2 separate regions of the Homo sapiens genome follow, and region 2 is linked to region 1. A link is a contact called in ENCODE Hi-C or POLR2A ChIA-PET data. All regions are on one chromosome and are shown on one strand. The core of a region is the stretch at or near the end of the contact, and the rest is flanking DNA. Distances in the headings are between cores, read along the strand shown.

Evidence for each region. Hi-C counts contacts between places; a loop is a spot of excess contacts on that map. ChIA-PET counts read pairs that join two places held with the same protein, here RNA polymerase II (POLR2A). Pooled maps may share reads with other maps.
Region 2: a loop to region 1 is called in a map of naive thymus-derived CD4-positive, alpha-beta T cell, with 3 times the contacts of the local background. The contact joins the enhancer-like site here to the promoter of CHAF1B in region 1. A Hi-C loop is called at or near these places in 2 of 168 maps with a recorded cell type or tissue (B cell and naive thymus-derived CD4-positive, alpha-beta T cell) and 10 of 50 pooled maps. POLR2A ChIA-PET finds 5 or more read pairs at or near these places in 4 of 52 experiments (A673, GM12878, HEK293 and 1 more).

What each region holds. Positions count from the first base shown.
Region 1 is chr21:36,380,101-36,387,230 of GRCh38, reverse strand. CHAF1B (chromatin assembly factor 1 subunit B) reads right to left here and starts at 1,839. Exons shown (of 14, transcript NM_005441.3): 1 at 1,780-1,839; 2 at 969-1,171. The coding sequence starts at 1,094. RefSeq lists enhancers at 387-886, 887-1,388 and silencers at 1,508-1,607, 1,638-2,007.
Region 2 is chr21:36,284,865-36,291,994 of GRCh38, reverse strand. It overlaps DOP1B (DOP1 leucine zipper like protein B), which reads right to left. Exons shown (of 37, transcript NM_001320714.2): 33 at 3,845-3,981; 34 at 3,184-3,239; 35 at 2,789-2,950. Among named protein-coding and RNA genes, the nearest start is that of MORC3, 32 kb to the left of the region's middle. RefSeq lists a silencer at 2,153-2,202. Within about 2 kb of position 2,659, at least 8 of the 41 ENCODE cell types and tissues checked have a DNase peak (open chromatin) inside an H3K27ac peak, as active enhancers do; they include B cell and GM12878, where a contact is called at or near this core.

The DNA.
Region 1 (7,130 bases), core at 590-3,089:
AAAAAACAAAACTATGCTTATTTTCAGAAAGAAAACTTAGTTTTTCTTTTGAAACATAAAATCAAAGAACTCCCTATCTAAAACATAAATGTCTACTGTCCCCCTCCGCCTTCTTTCTAGAGCAACTTGTTACCCAGTAGGAACCAGGATCAGGATCCCAAAACAATGAACGTCCAGTTACAATAATCTAGGGAAAATGAATCAAATAAGAAAGCAGAGCCGGGCATGGTGGCTCAGGCCTGTAATCCCAGCACTTTGGGAGGCCAAGGTGGGTGGATCACCTGAGGTCAGGAGTTTGAGACCAGCCTGGCCAACATGGTAAAACCCCATCTCTACTAAAAATACAAAAATTAGCCAGGTGTGGTGATGAGCGGCTGTAGTCCCAGTTATTTGGGAGGCTGAGGCAGGAGAATAGCTTGAACCTGGGAGACAGAGGTTGCAGTAAGTCGAGATTGCACCACTGCACTCCCACCTGGGCAACAGAGCAAGACTCCGTCTCAAAAAAAAAAAAAAGAAAGCAGCTCTCTTTTGCTTTCATTGTTCACCGCAGGCCCTGGAAATTTAGCATTCTGGGCTAGATGACAAAGTAGTTTAGTTTGTTGACATACGTTAATTCATTCATTCATTTACTTAAGAGAAGGGTCTGGCTCTGTCACCCAGGCTGGAGTGCAGTGGAGTGATCGTTGCTTGCTTCAAACTCCTAGGCTCAAGCGATCCTCTCACTTCAACTTCCCAAGTAGCTGGGCCTACAGCTGCACACTGCCACGTCCCGCTACTTTTTCATGTCTGGCTGTTGCCCAGGCTGGTGTCGAACTCCTGGACTCAAGCGATCCTCTCACCTCAGCCTCCCAAAGCACTGGGATTACAGGCGTAAGCCACCGCGCCCAGCCGACACTGGTTTTAAGTAAAAGAATGAAAACTATTGCTTCAAGCAGTGTTCCCGGATGTCTATCTCTGCCCCAGTTTACCCTGACATTGGTGTCCACGCCGGCAGACGCCAGTCTGTGGATCCTCCCAGCCGTCCCATGCTGGAAGTCCAGGCTGTACACGGGCTCCTTGTTGTGCCAGGCTATTTCACAAGTGATGACTTTCATCCTCCTGAGTCTCGAAGGGGAAAAACGTTTCTCGGGCACCGTTCTACTTCTTCAAGACAGGAGAAAGCTGCAAAATGCTGGTGATGGATTAAACAACAGTGTTAACAGCAGCAAAGGGTTATTGAGCGCTGAATAGGGGCCAGGAGCCATTTAAAATGCACACTGCATTGGGAAAGGATGTTAACGTTGCCATCTGACAATAACACCTTGCTAGCTCCACCTAAAATGCTTCGCTGGGTCCTGACATCCACAAGTTTATGATACGCCGCTACATCCAGAAAAGCAAAACGAAACACCCAGGTAAAGGCTACCTAGGGGCCCCGGCCGTCTGCACGGCCTGTCCCCGCTTAGTAGGGGCTAGGGGCGCGCCCTGAGAGCCCGGGGAGGGGCCCGCCCCGGGAGGAGCCTCCCGGAAGAGGGGGCCAAACGGGGTAGGGGACCGGGGCGGCGGGGCGAGAGGAGAACCCCGCCTTTCCCAGGGACCGGGCGCTGGGCCCGGGAAGCTGGGACTGAGGCCGCCGGGAGGAGGCCGCGCGGGGCCGGGGGTGGACGGGGCCCCGCCGCCCCAACGCGCGCCGCTCCGGAGCTATCCCGGGGCCCAGGGGCCCGCCCTCGGCGAGGGCCTCTGGCCCGGACCGACGCGACCAAAAGAGCCGCGGAGCTGCCCGGGCCAGGGAAGCCGTACCTGGAGGGACCCGGACAGTCAGAGGCACCGTCACCTCCCGCGCAGCGCGCGCCGCTTCCCGCGCGCCGCAGGCCCCGCCCCCGCATGGGCGGGACCTCATAGACGCCCCGCCCCTCCAGCGGCCCTCAGGTCCCGCCCGACGTGGGCGGTACCCCAGGGAAGCCCCGCCCACTCATAGACGCCAAGGCGAGTCCTGCTCTGGCCCTGGGGTCGGAATCCCGGCCGGAATTTATGCCTGCCAGACCCACGACCGAAGGAAGAATGGATTCATTATTATTTATTATTATTATCCATTACTTATTCCTTGTTGATTCGCTCTTTTAGCAAAGGTTTACAGAGCCTGGGCTGTGTGTTAGACAGACCCTATGCTGGCGCTGGGCACTTGGAGGGCTAACACAACCGGTTCTCTTGCCCCTTCTGCAAACAAAAACTGAGATTTTTGGGTTTTCTGTATTGGCTTCTAGAACATTTTGGAGAGTTCAAAGCTATGAAATTGTTCAGTACCTAGCGCAAGGTTGCTTACATTTTATTATTATAGTAGATGCAGTTATAAACCCTTTTTAAGAACAGACTAACATTTTAAAGTGAGGCTGTAAATCAGTCGGTAGGCAGAGATAGATACCTCAGGCTTTTCGAAATGGGACGTTTCCAAATGAGACCTAATTTATCTGTGGGCTTCGCAGAAGGCCAGGAAACAAGTACCTCTGGATGCGCTGCTTTTACTGGATAAAAGAAACACACAGGGTTATCTGAGGAGCCAACTGCTCTAGGATTTTTGGAAAAAAAGAACAGACATGGATTCTTATATAAATACCGGCTGATGCTTTTAGCCAGCTTTATGAAAGGTACAGAAATTGCCTACAAATCCGTGTCTCATGTTGATGAGAATGGCTGTATGCTCCTTGAAGCCTGATTTCTACAGGAAGCTAGAATAACATAATCCGGATATGCAGTTTTTAGATTTTTCTCTTCAGGATTTACAGAGCTTGGACTGGGAATGACTATATACTTTAGATAATATGGCTGTTCTAAAAGTACAGATTCCTGGCCCTACTCAGCCCCATGATTCCGAATATCCAGCAGAGGCCCGTGCTCCAGGGGCTTGCATTTTCATAAACTCCCCGGTGGGTGTGATCATCAGTCTGTTTTGGAAAGCTCTGGATTCTTCGTGTCTCTCAAACATAAAATTTCTCCAAATTTCTCATAAATGCTGTTCATTCACAAATGAATAATCTGCCCACCTCTTGAAGTGTCACGACTCTGAACTGTGGATTTAAAAGATAAAAACACATGCTTTAAGTATTAAAAGTACATGAAGGAGTTGGCTTTCTTGGCGAACATTTTAGAGATCCGACTTCAGTGCCAACTTGATGAGCCAACACGGGCAGGGGATGCGGCTCTAGAGAGAGGCCCTGGGCTGTCAAATATTTTCTCAAAAAAAAAAAAAAAAGTATTTGTTCAAAACCTCAAAGTTTGCACCACAAATGTTGGACTAAAGAATTCCTGCCGGTCGCGGTAGCTCACGCCTGTAATCCCAGCACTTTAGGAGGCCGAGGTGGGCGGATCATGAGGTCAGGAGATCGAGGCCATCCTGGCTAACATGGTGAAACCCCATCTCTACAAAAATTACAAAAAATTAGTCGGGCGTGGCGGCGGGCGCCTGTAGTCCCAGCTACTCGGGAGGCTGAGGCAAGACAATGGCGTGAACCCGGGAAGCGGGGCTTGCAGTGAGCCGAGATCGTGCCACTGCACTCCAGCCTGGGCGAGAGAGCGAGACTCTGTCTCAAAAAAAAAAAAAAAAAAAAAAAAGGGAATTCCTATAACGCAATTCTAACTAGATTCCTCAACAACCACTGTTGTTCAGCTTGGGCCCCAAGCATCCATTTTGAGCAGAACTGCCTCAATTTAAGGGGACCAATGTTATTTGGTTCCTGAGAACTTTTTAATAATGAAAATTGATATAAAGGGACTAACTCTTAACTCAGCTTCGAAAAAAAACTTCTCAAGGCATTTTAATTTCCATTTGTAAGTGTGAACATTCTAAAATCAAAATCTGAGCCGGGCATGGTGGCTCACATCTATAATCCCAACGCTTTGGGAGGCCAAAGCAGGCAGATTGCTTGAGGCTAGGAGTTCCAGACCAGCCTGGCCAACATGGCAAAACCCCTTCTCTATAAAAATACAAAAACTATACAGAGTGGTAGTGTGTGCCTGTAATCCCAGCTACTCGGGATACTAGGGAGGCTGAGGCAAGAGAATCCATTGAACCCGGGACTTGGAGGTTGCAGTGAGCTGAGATGGCACCACTGCACTCCAGCCTGGGTGGCAGAGTGAGATTCTGTCTCAAAAAAAAAAAAAAAAAAAGCTTTGATAACAGACATACAAAATTCAGTACAGGGTTGGAAAAAAATGTTGAGCAAATATCAGAATAAGAAAACTAGGAGAAGCCAGGCGTAGTGGCTCACGCCTGTAATTGCAGCATCTGGGAGGCTGAAGCGGGCGGATCACTTGAGGTCAGGAATTTGAGACCAGCCTGGCCAACATGGTGAAACCCCATCTCTACTAAAAATAGAAAAAATAGGTCAGGCGCGGTGGCAGGCACCTGTAATCCCAGCTACTCAGGAGGCTGAGGCCAGAGAATCGTTTCAACCTGGGAGGCGGAGATTGCAGTGAGCCGAGATTGCGCCATTGCACTCCAGCCTGGGCAACAAGAGCAGAACTCCATCTCAAAAATAATAATAATAATAATAATAATAACAGCCAGGCATGGTGGTGGCGCCTGTAATCCCAGCTACTCGGAGGCTGAGGCACTAGAATCACTTGAACCCAGAGGGCAGTGAGCCAAGATCATGCCACTGCACTCCAGTCTGGGCGACAGAAACAGACTCAGTCTGAAAAAAAAAAAAAAAAAAAGAAAGAAAAAGAAAAATAGAAATGACGGAAATCAATACAGGAGATTGAGAACAACGGGACCTCTGGCACACTACTGGTGGAAGTGTAAACTGATGTAAATACTTTAGAAAACTGTTCAGCACTGTCTAATAAAGTTAATGATACGCCTACCCTATGACTCAGCAATTCCACTCCTTGGCATATATATCAGGAAAACAAAAGCAAACTCATACAAGAATCATTATCCATAATAGCCCCAAACTAGAAAGACACCAAATGTCCACCCACAGGAGAAAAGGTAATCAGACTGTGCCATATTCATACCACGGTATTCTACTCGGTAATCCAAAAGAAATACTGTGATAGTTAATTTTATGCCTCAGTTTGCCCGGGCTAAGACATACCCGATAGGTGGTCAACATTACTTCTGACTATGAGGGTGTTTCTGGAAGACTTTAGCATTTGAATCAGTAGACTGAGTACAGAAGATCCGCCCTCACCAACCTGGGCAGTATCTGGGGCATCATCCAACCTGTTGAGTCTGAAAAGAACAAAAAGTAGAGGAAGGGCAAATTCTGTCTCTTCTTGAGTTGGGACATCCTCTTCCACCCTCAGACATCAGAGCTCCTGGTTCTCAGGTCTTTTGACTCCAGGACTTATGCCACTGGTGTCCCTGGTTCTCAGGGCTTTGGAGTGGGACTAAGTTATACCACAGGCTTTCTTGGGTCTCCATCTTGCAGACAGCAGATCATGGGACTTCTCAGACTCCATAACCACTTAAGCCACTCCTCCTGATCAATCTCTTGCATCTATCATATTGGGCTCCGATTTTCTGGAGAACTCTACACTGACTGACACAGGCAGCAACATGGATGTGTGTGATGCACACAAGGAGTTATTATTTCAAGTGATTGGCAAACACAGAAATTTTATACTACCCCAAAGAAAGCTTACCTTCAGTCATACTATGGCTAGAAAATATTGGTATTGTTACATATATGCATACCTATGTATTTATGTATACATTAGGAAGAGCAAATACTTGTGTGGTTAGGAACCCAGATTTTCAGCAAAAGAGACTATATTATAGTCTCTTTTAGTTCAGTCTACTAAAAAGGCCTAGAAATGCCCAAACTAGGCCAGGCACAGTGGCTTATGCCGGTAATATCAACATTTTGGGAGGCTGAAGCAGGAGGATCACTTGAGCCCAGGAGTTCAAGACCAGCGTGGGCAACGTAGCAAGACTCCGTATCTAGAAAAAAAAAAAAAAAATCAGCCAGGCATGGTGGCATGCACCTATAGTCCCAGGTACTTGGGAGGCTGAGGAAGGCGAAGCACTTGAGCCCAGGAGTTTGAGGATGTAGTGAGCTATGATTATGCCATTGTACTCCAGCCTGGGCAACAGAGCAAGACCTGTCGCAAAAGAAAAAAAAAAAAAAAAAAAAAAAAGAAGAAGAAGAAAAAGAAATGGCCTAACTAGAAACAATGACTATATCTGTGCCTAGATTATTATCTTCAAATAGCATTTCCCACAAAATGAAGCAGAACTTTTGGAGAAATGGCTGTCACCAAGTCTAGACCAGGAAATTTATTAGATGTATTGAAATACCTTACATCTGAAATACCCTGGAGTATACAGAGTACAGAAAAACAAACAAACAAAAAAAACAAAACCCTAAGTTAGGGCTCATTCCTGTAATCCCCACACTTTAGGAGGTTAAGAGGTGGGGGAGTGCATCGCTTGAGCCCAGGAATTTTGAGACCAGCCTGGGCAACAAGTCAAAAATCTGTCTCCACAAAAAATACGAAAATTAGCTGGGCATAGTGGTGTGTGCCTGTGGTCCTGGCTACCCAGGAGGCTGAGGTGGGAGGATTACCTGAGCCCGGGAGATTGCGGCTGTAGTGAGCTGTGATCGCGCCACTGCTACTCGAGCCTGGGTGACAAAGCAAGAGCCTGTCTCAAAAAATATATATATATTTAAAGCCAGAAGCAGTGGTTCATGCCTGTAATCCCAACACTTTGGGAGGCCAATGTGAGCAGATCCCTTGAGCCCAGAAGTTCTTGAGACCAGCCTGGGGAAAAAAAACTAAAAAAACACAACCAAGCAAGGCAGGTTGGACAAGCTTGCTGGTACTTCAGTTGCCTCCATGAATATCACATTTTGAGAGAGATTCCCACCAAGGGAGTCACAAAACAAGAGACAATTGCCTAGAACAGAAAAAATTCTATACTCAAATTACCTTAATTCAGTCATGGTTCAGATCACAGTACAAACCAAGAGCCTCACTTCCAACAGGAACCCCATGGGAGATTAGGAAGACTTGACTCCTTTGTGAATATAAAACACCATTACATTTTGTTATGAAGATACAGCCAGCTGGGCGTGATGGCTCACGCCTGTAATCCCAGCATTTTGGGAGGCCGAGGCGGGCAGATGGCTTTAGGCCAGAAGTTGGAG
Region 2 (7,130 bases), core at 1,410-3,909, 96 kb after region 1:
ACTCAATGCCTTTTATTATATTCATAGAGTTGCACGTCTATTATCACAATCAATTTTAGAGTATTTCATTACCCCAAAAAGAAATCCTGCCCTGCTCAGCCATCACCACCCCAACCCCCTATACCCTTGAGACCTAGGCACCCACTAATCCACACTCTGTCTCATCGTGGACATTCCATATAAGCAGAATCATACACTATATGTTCCCTTGTTTCGAGCTTTCACTTAGCATCATATTTTCCGGTTCATCCAGATTCCAGCGTGTCTCAGTTCTTCAATTCTTTTTGTTGCTGAACCGTATTCCACTGTATGGATATGTCACATGATCTGCCTGTTCATCAGCTGATGGCCATTTGGGTTGTCTCTACTTCTTGCCTATTATAAATAATGTTGCTATGCACATTCACATATATCGGAACCCACTTTTTTGTTTTTTTGAGACAGTCTCGTTCTGTCGCCCAGTCTGGAGGGCAGTGGTGCAATCTTGGCTCCCTGCAACCTCCACCTCCCAGGTTCAAGCAATTCTCTGCCTCAGCCTCCCGAGTAGCTGGGATTACAGGCACCTGCCACCATGCCTGACTAATTTTTTTGTATTTTTAGTAGAGACGGGGTTTCACCATCTTGGCCAGGCTGGTCTTGAACTCCTGACCTCGTGATCCACCTGCCTCAGCCTCCTAAAGTGCTGGGATTACAGGCATGAGCCACTGCGCCTAGCCTCCACTTTTTTTTGGTTTGAGATGCAGTTTCGCTCTTTCGCCCAGGCTGGAGTGCAGTGGTGCGATCTCGGTTCACTGCAACCTCCGCCTTCGGTTTCAAGCGATTCTCCTGCCTCAGCCTCTTGAGTAGCTGGGATTACAGGTGCCCACCAATACAGGCAGCTAATTTTTGCATTTTTAGTAGAGACAGGGTTTCACCATGTTGGCCTGGCTGGTCTTGAACTCCTGACCTCATGATCCGCCTGCCTCGGCCTCCCAAAGTGCTGGGGTTACAGACATGAGCCACTGTGCCCGGCCTCTTTTTTTTTTGAGGGGGAGTCTCGCTCTGTTGCCTAGGCTGGAGTGCAGTGGTGCGATGTCGGCTCACTGCAACCTCTGCCTCTCGGGTTCAAGTGATTCTCCTTCCTCAGCTTCCGAAGTAGCTGGGATTACAGGCGCCCACCACCACATCTGGCTAATTTTTGTATTTTTTTTTTTTTTTGAGATGGAGTCTCGCTTTTGTTGCCCAGGCTGGAGTGCAATGGCAGATGGCATGATCTTGGCTCACTGCAACCTCTGCCTCCCAGGTTCAAGCGATTCTCCTGCCTCAGCCTCCCAAGTAGCTGGGATTACAGGCATACGCCACCATGCCCAGCTAATTTTGTATTTTTAGTAGAGATGGATTTTCTCCATGTTGGTCAGGCTGATCCCAAACTCAGGTGATCCAACCACCTTGGCCTCCCAAAGTGCTGGGATTACAGGTGTGAGCCATCGCGCCTGGCCTAATTTTTGTATTTTTAGTAGAGACAGGGTTTTTCACCATGTTGGCCGGGCTGGTCTTGAACTCCTGGCCTCAAGTGATCCACCCACCTTGGCCTCCCAAAGTGCTGGGATTACAGGTGTGAGCCACGGTACCTGGCCTAATTTTTGTGTTTTTAGTTGAGACAGGGTTTCGCCATGTTGGCCAGGCTGGTCTCGAACTCCCAACCTCAGGTGATCCACCCGCCTCAGCCTCCTAAAGTGCTAGTATTACACGTATGAGACACCACGTCCGGCCCAAACCTGCTTTTTAAAAACTAAAAGACTTTCTTTTGCAGAACAGCTTTAGGTTCACAGCAAAATGGAGTAGAAAGTAGTTCCCGTACATCCCATCCTACATACATACAAGCCTGCCGTATTATCAACATCCTGCACCAGAGTGGTACATTTGTTAAAACTGAAGAGCCTCTACTGACTCACTGTTATCCTCCCAAGTCCAGAGTTTACATCAGGGTTCACTCTTGGTGGTGTACATTGTATGGATTTGGAGAAATGGACAATGACATGGATCTACCATTATAGCTCTGTATGCAATAATTTCACTGCCCTAAAAATCCTCTGTGCTTCACCCATTCATCCCTGCCTCCCTCTCCCCAACCCCTGGCGACCACTGATCTTTTTACTGTCTCCATGGTTTTGCCTTTTCCAGAATGTCACATGGTTGGAATCATACAGTGTGTAGCCTTTTCAGACTGGCTTCTTTCACTTAGCAATGTGCATTTAAGAGAACCCGCTCTTTAACCACAAACATTTCTATATGATTACTCTCTTTGTGGGGGTAGGAGAGAGAGAAATAGCCTCTGGGGCTGGTCATGAAATTAAACAAATGAGCAGCTGTGCTAAGCCGGCAGGAAACATAAGCCTATGGGGCAAAGTGAATCGGAGATGGCAGGCTCCAAATAAAGGCATTTGTATCTAACTAAACACAGACAAAAAGGTCTACACAAAGGCAGTGAGGAGCACCAGTGGGTAAGCCCTGTTTTATAAGCATTCAGTAGCAAAAACCACACACACACACACACACACACACACACACACACACACACACACACACACCATAGAAACACATTCATAAACACTCCTGTGAGCCAAATTTGCAGAGCCACAGATGTTGCAAGTAATCTGAAACTTGGTATTCCGAGCTGGCTTAGCTGTCACTAGAAACCCAGATGGTGGTTTCCCATAAACTGTACATGAAAAACAAGTGAAAGTGCTTAAAAGGAAAAAACAAAATCTCTTACTTCAAAAAGGACACACGATCCTATCTGACTTACATTTGAAATAATGGCATCTTGTCAGGTGGAAAAGAAAGCGCTGTGTCCAAGAATTTGCAAGCTGATAAATACAAGATGAGTTCACTCTGGGGTATCTCCCCCACTGAGGGTCCATTTGCATCCGGGACTGAAACTTTCGTTCTGTTTACTTTGTTGGTGCTTCTATAAATTTGCAAAGAAACGCTTGTTATAAATTCATTCAGATCTGTTATAGTCCATTCACCTATGACCTGTCCCTCAGAAGAATTTTCTTTTTAAGAAATTTTTGGAATAGCTGGTCCTTTCACAAGTACTTCAAGATAACAGCATTTAACATTAGACAACTCTATATCTAAAGTGACGTGCTTTAATCGTGACTATCTTTTCCTCTTGTGTACAGATCTTGTACTGCTTACCTCAATGACTCATCTTCATCTTTTAGATCTTCTTCAAGCTGTGTGAATGTCTGAATCTGAAAAAAAAATGCATTCAAGTTACTATCTGAGACAGATTAAATCTACCCAAATATTTTTTTTTACTTATTTTTAAAAATCGATTAATTTATGAATGAATGAATAAGACGGGGTCTTACTCTGTCACCCAGTCTGGAGTGCAGTGGTACAATCATGGCTCACTGCAGCCTCAACCTTCTGCAGATGCAACTTCCCGCCATGCCGAATTAATTTTTGTATTTTTTTGTAGACAAGGAGTTTCACCATGTTGCCCAGGCTAGTCTCGAACTCCTGGGCTCAAGTGATCCATCCACCTTAGCCTCCCGAAGTGCTGGGATTACAGGCATAAGCTACCACGCCCAGCCCAAATTTATATGTATATAAAAAACTAGTAAGTATTATCAAATGGTACAAGTTAGTTGGAATAACTGACAGGGTGAGAGATCAAATATGATCATAGAGTAAAATATTCTCTGTTTAACCAAGAGCTAACCATGTGCTACCAACCTGATTAAAAATAACATTTAGATAAAATGGGATACATAGGAAATAGTACGTTATGTTACTGAAAAAGCATTTTAAAAAGCTCCAACCTTGCTTTCAAACTTACAATACTTGTACTCACCAATTCAGAGACCATTATTGGCCACAATGAAGTCAAATGTTGAGGAGATATTCTTAGCAGCAAAACTCTGAAAAAAAGAAACATCTGAGCAGCAACTATGGATGTCTGTCCAACTCTGAGATTGTCTGTCAGGCGTTCTAAGGAAAGAAGATTGTAAAGATGTTACACAAATATGCAGTTTAGGGTTTCTTATCAGACAAAGAAAAATAAAACTGTGACTGTTCTGACATTCTAGTAACAACCCAGTGTAAGGAATGAGTGTTACAGGCCAGGCTTGGTGGCTCGCACTTGTAATCCCAGCACTTTGGGAGGCCGAGGCGGGCGGATAACAAGATAAGGAGTTCGAGGCCAGCCTGGCCAATATGGTAAAACCCCATCTCTACTAAAAATACAAAAATTAGTCGGGCGTGGTGGTGGGCGCCTGTAGTCCCAGCTACTTGGGAGGCTGAGGCAGGAGAATCGCTTGAACCTGGGAGGTAGAGGTTGCAGTGGGCCGAGATCACACCACTGCACTCCAGCCTGGGTGACAGAGTGAGACTCCATCTCAAAAAAAAAAAAAAAAAAAAAAAAAGAATGTTAGGAGATGCTTTTGTGCAACTAGTCCACCCCAGCCCTCTTCTTTGTGAAATACAGCAGTTCATGGCTCTTGCCAAACCTAAGGAAATGATTCCCACAGGCCGTCCCCCTGCCACAGCTGAGTAGAAAGACATGAACATCTGTCACCAGAAATCCACTGGATGACCAACAGCCATTTCAATGTTCTTTTAAGAATATGAATGAGGAGACGCAGAAACCAAGCAGCCCATGGTGAGGAATGGACTTACACAATCATATGGACTGGCTGGCAGACAACACCATATTTTGAGGGTGGTGGGTGGGAAGCGGAGCAAGTAAATATAACAGATTTACTGAGTAAGGTTTAAACTTGATGGCCATGACAAAAACTTTCATTCCTATGGAGGGAAAAGTGTTTCAAATAACACTCTCTAGCCCCTAACACTCTCCCCTGCTTCTCCCCTGAAATGTCTTGTTTGTAGAATGAGACTTTTTTTTTCTTCCATAGCTTAAGGTTTCCTAGGAATGTAACAAATTGCTACAGCAAACAGCTGAATGGTAGTCATGCTAGCTAAGATCGGCTGTAGTACATTAGTACATTAGTATATTAGTAATAAATTTTTTTTTTTTTTGAGATGGAGTCTCACTCTGTTGCCCAGGCTAGAGGGCAGCAGAGCAGTCTCCGCTCACTACAACCTCCGCCTCCCGGGTTCAAGCAATTCTCCTGCCTCAGCCTCCAGAGTAGTTGGGATTACAGGTGTCTGCCACCATGCCCGGCTAATTTTTTGTATTTTTAGTAGAGATAGGGTTTAGCCATGTTGGCCAGGCTGATCTTTTAACTCCTGACCTCAGATGATCCACCTGCCTTGGACTCCCAAAGTGCTGGGATTACAGGCGTGAGCTGCCATGCTCAGTCAGTTTTGTGTGTGTGTGTGTGTGTGTGTGTGTGTGTGTGTTTTTGAGATGGAGTCTTACTCTGTCACTCAGGCTGGAGTACAGTGGTGCGATCTCGGCTCACTGCAGCCTCTGCCTCCTGGGTTCAAATGATTCTCATGCCTCAGCTTCCCGAGTAGCTGGGATTATAGGCACCCACCACCACACCCAGCTAATTTTTGGTATTTTTAGTAGATATGGGGTTTCACCATGTTGGCCATGCTGGTCTTGAACTCCTGACCTCACGTGATCTGCCCTCCTTGGCTTCTCAAAGTGCTGGGATTACAGGCATGAGCCACCGCGCCTGTCTTTGACCTTTCTTTTTTGTGGTAAGAGCACCTAAAATCTACTCTCTTGGCAAATTCCCAGTACATATGCAGTGTTATTAACGACAGTCCTCATGTTGTACATGCCTTTTCTAGACTTACTCATCCTCCATAATTGCACCTTCGTATCCTTTCACCTACATCTTCCCAGCCCCCAAAGACGTAAGACTGATGTCACTCTGAGCCGAGACATACAGAGCTGCTCAGCTCCCCATCTCCTTCTCTGCTACTCGATGGTGCAACAGTGTCCGGGGAAAAGGACCCCAAACGGTATCCCAGGAGAGAAGTGTTAGAAATTCTCCACTCCTGTCTCTTTTTTTTTTTTGAGATGGAGTCTCACTCACTCTGTCACCCAGGCTGGAGTGCAGTGGCGCGATCTCGGCTCATTGCAACCTCCGCCTCCAGGGTTCAAGCAATTCTCCTGCCTCAGCCTCCCAAGTAGCTGGGATTATAGGCGCCTGAAACCATGCTCAGCTAACTTTTTGTATTTTTAGTAGAGGTGGGGTTTCACCATGTTGGCCAGGTTGGTCTTGAACTCCTGACCTCAAGTGACCTGCCCACCACAGCCTCCCAAGGTGCTGGGATTACAGGCCACTGTGCCCAGCCTCCTGCCTCTTTTAATTGGGCCCAAACTATTTACTATGGGACACTTCTTGGGAGCTTCTGGATGCATCTACCTCTCTGAGGCAGATGTGGGCATCATCCCTCCACAGGGCATCTCCAGGCAAGTTCAGTGTCCCACAGCTCTGGCAGAGGACACTCTGAGTGCCATCAACCCAGGACTCAGGGGGGCTGGGCCTATCCACGAGCATCCTGGGGACAACGACAACATGTAGGAAAGTGCTCTGTAAACTGTCAGTTCATCAAAAATGAAAACAGGGCAAAAGGCTTATTTTTTAAAAACACGTAGTATTTTTAGAAATATAGCACTTGAGCTATCCAAAACGAAGCGTATTTATTTAGAAATTCTTTTTCCCGGCCAGACATGGTGGCTCATGCCTGTAATCCCAGCACTTTGGGAGGCTGAGGCGGGTGGATCACTTGAGGTCAGGAGTTCGAGACCAGCCTGGCCAACATGGTGAAACCCTATCTCTACTAAAAATACAAAAATAAGCCAGGCATGGTGGTGGGTGCCTGTAATCCCAGCTACTTGAGAGGCTGAGGCAGGAGAATCACTTGAACCTAGGAGGCGGAGGTTGCAGTGAGCCAAGATTGTGCCACTGCACTCCAGCCTGGGCAACAGAGTGAGACTCCGTTCCCCTCCCAACAACAACAAAAAAATTTCTCTTTTCCCAAGAGCCCAAAACCTACCTCCATTTTCAGTTAGCATTCTGCTGCCTTTATTGCATATTTGAATATATAATATAAACAAGTATATTGTTATATAGTATAATATTTAATATTACTATTTATATAATCATTACCTATTAGTTATTACAATCATGTCAATATAATACAAATATAATAATTAC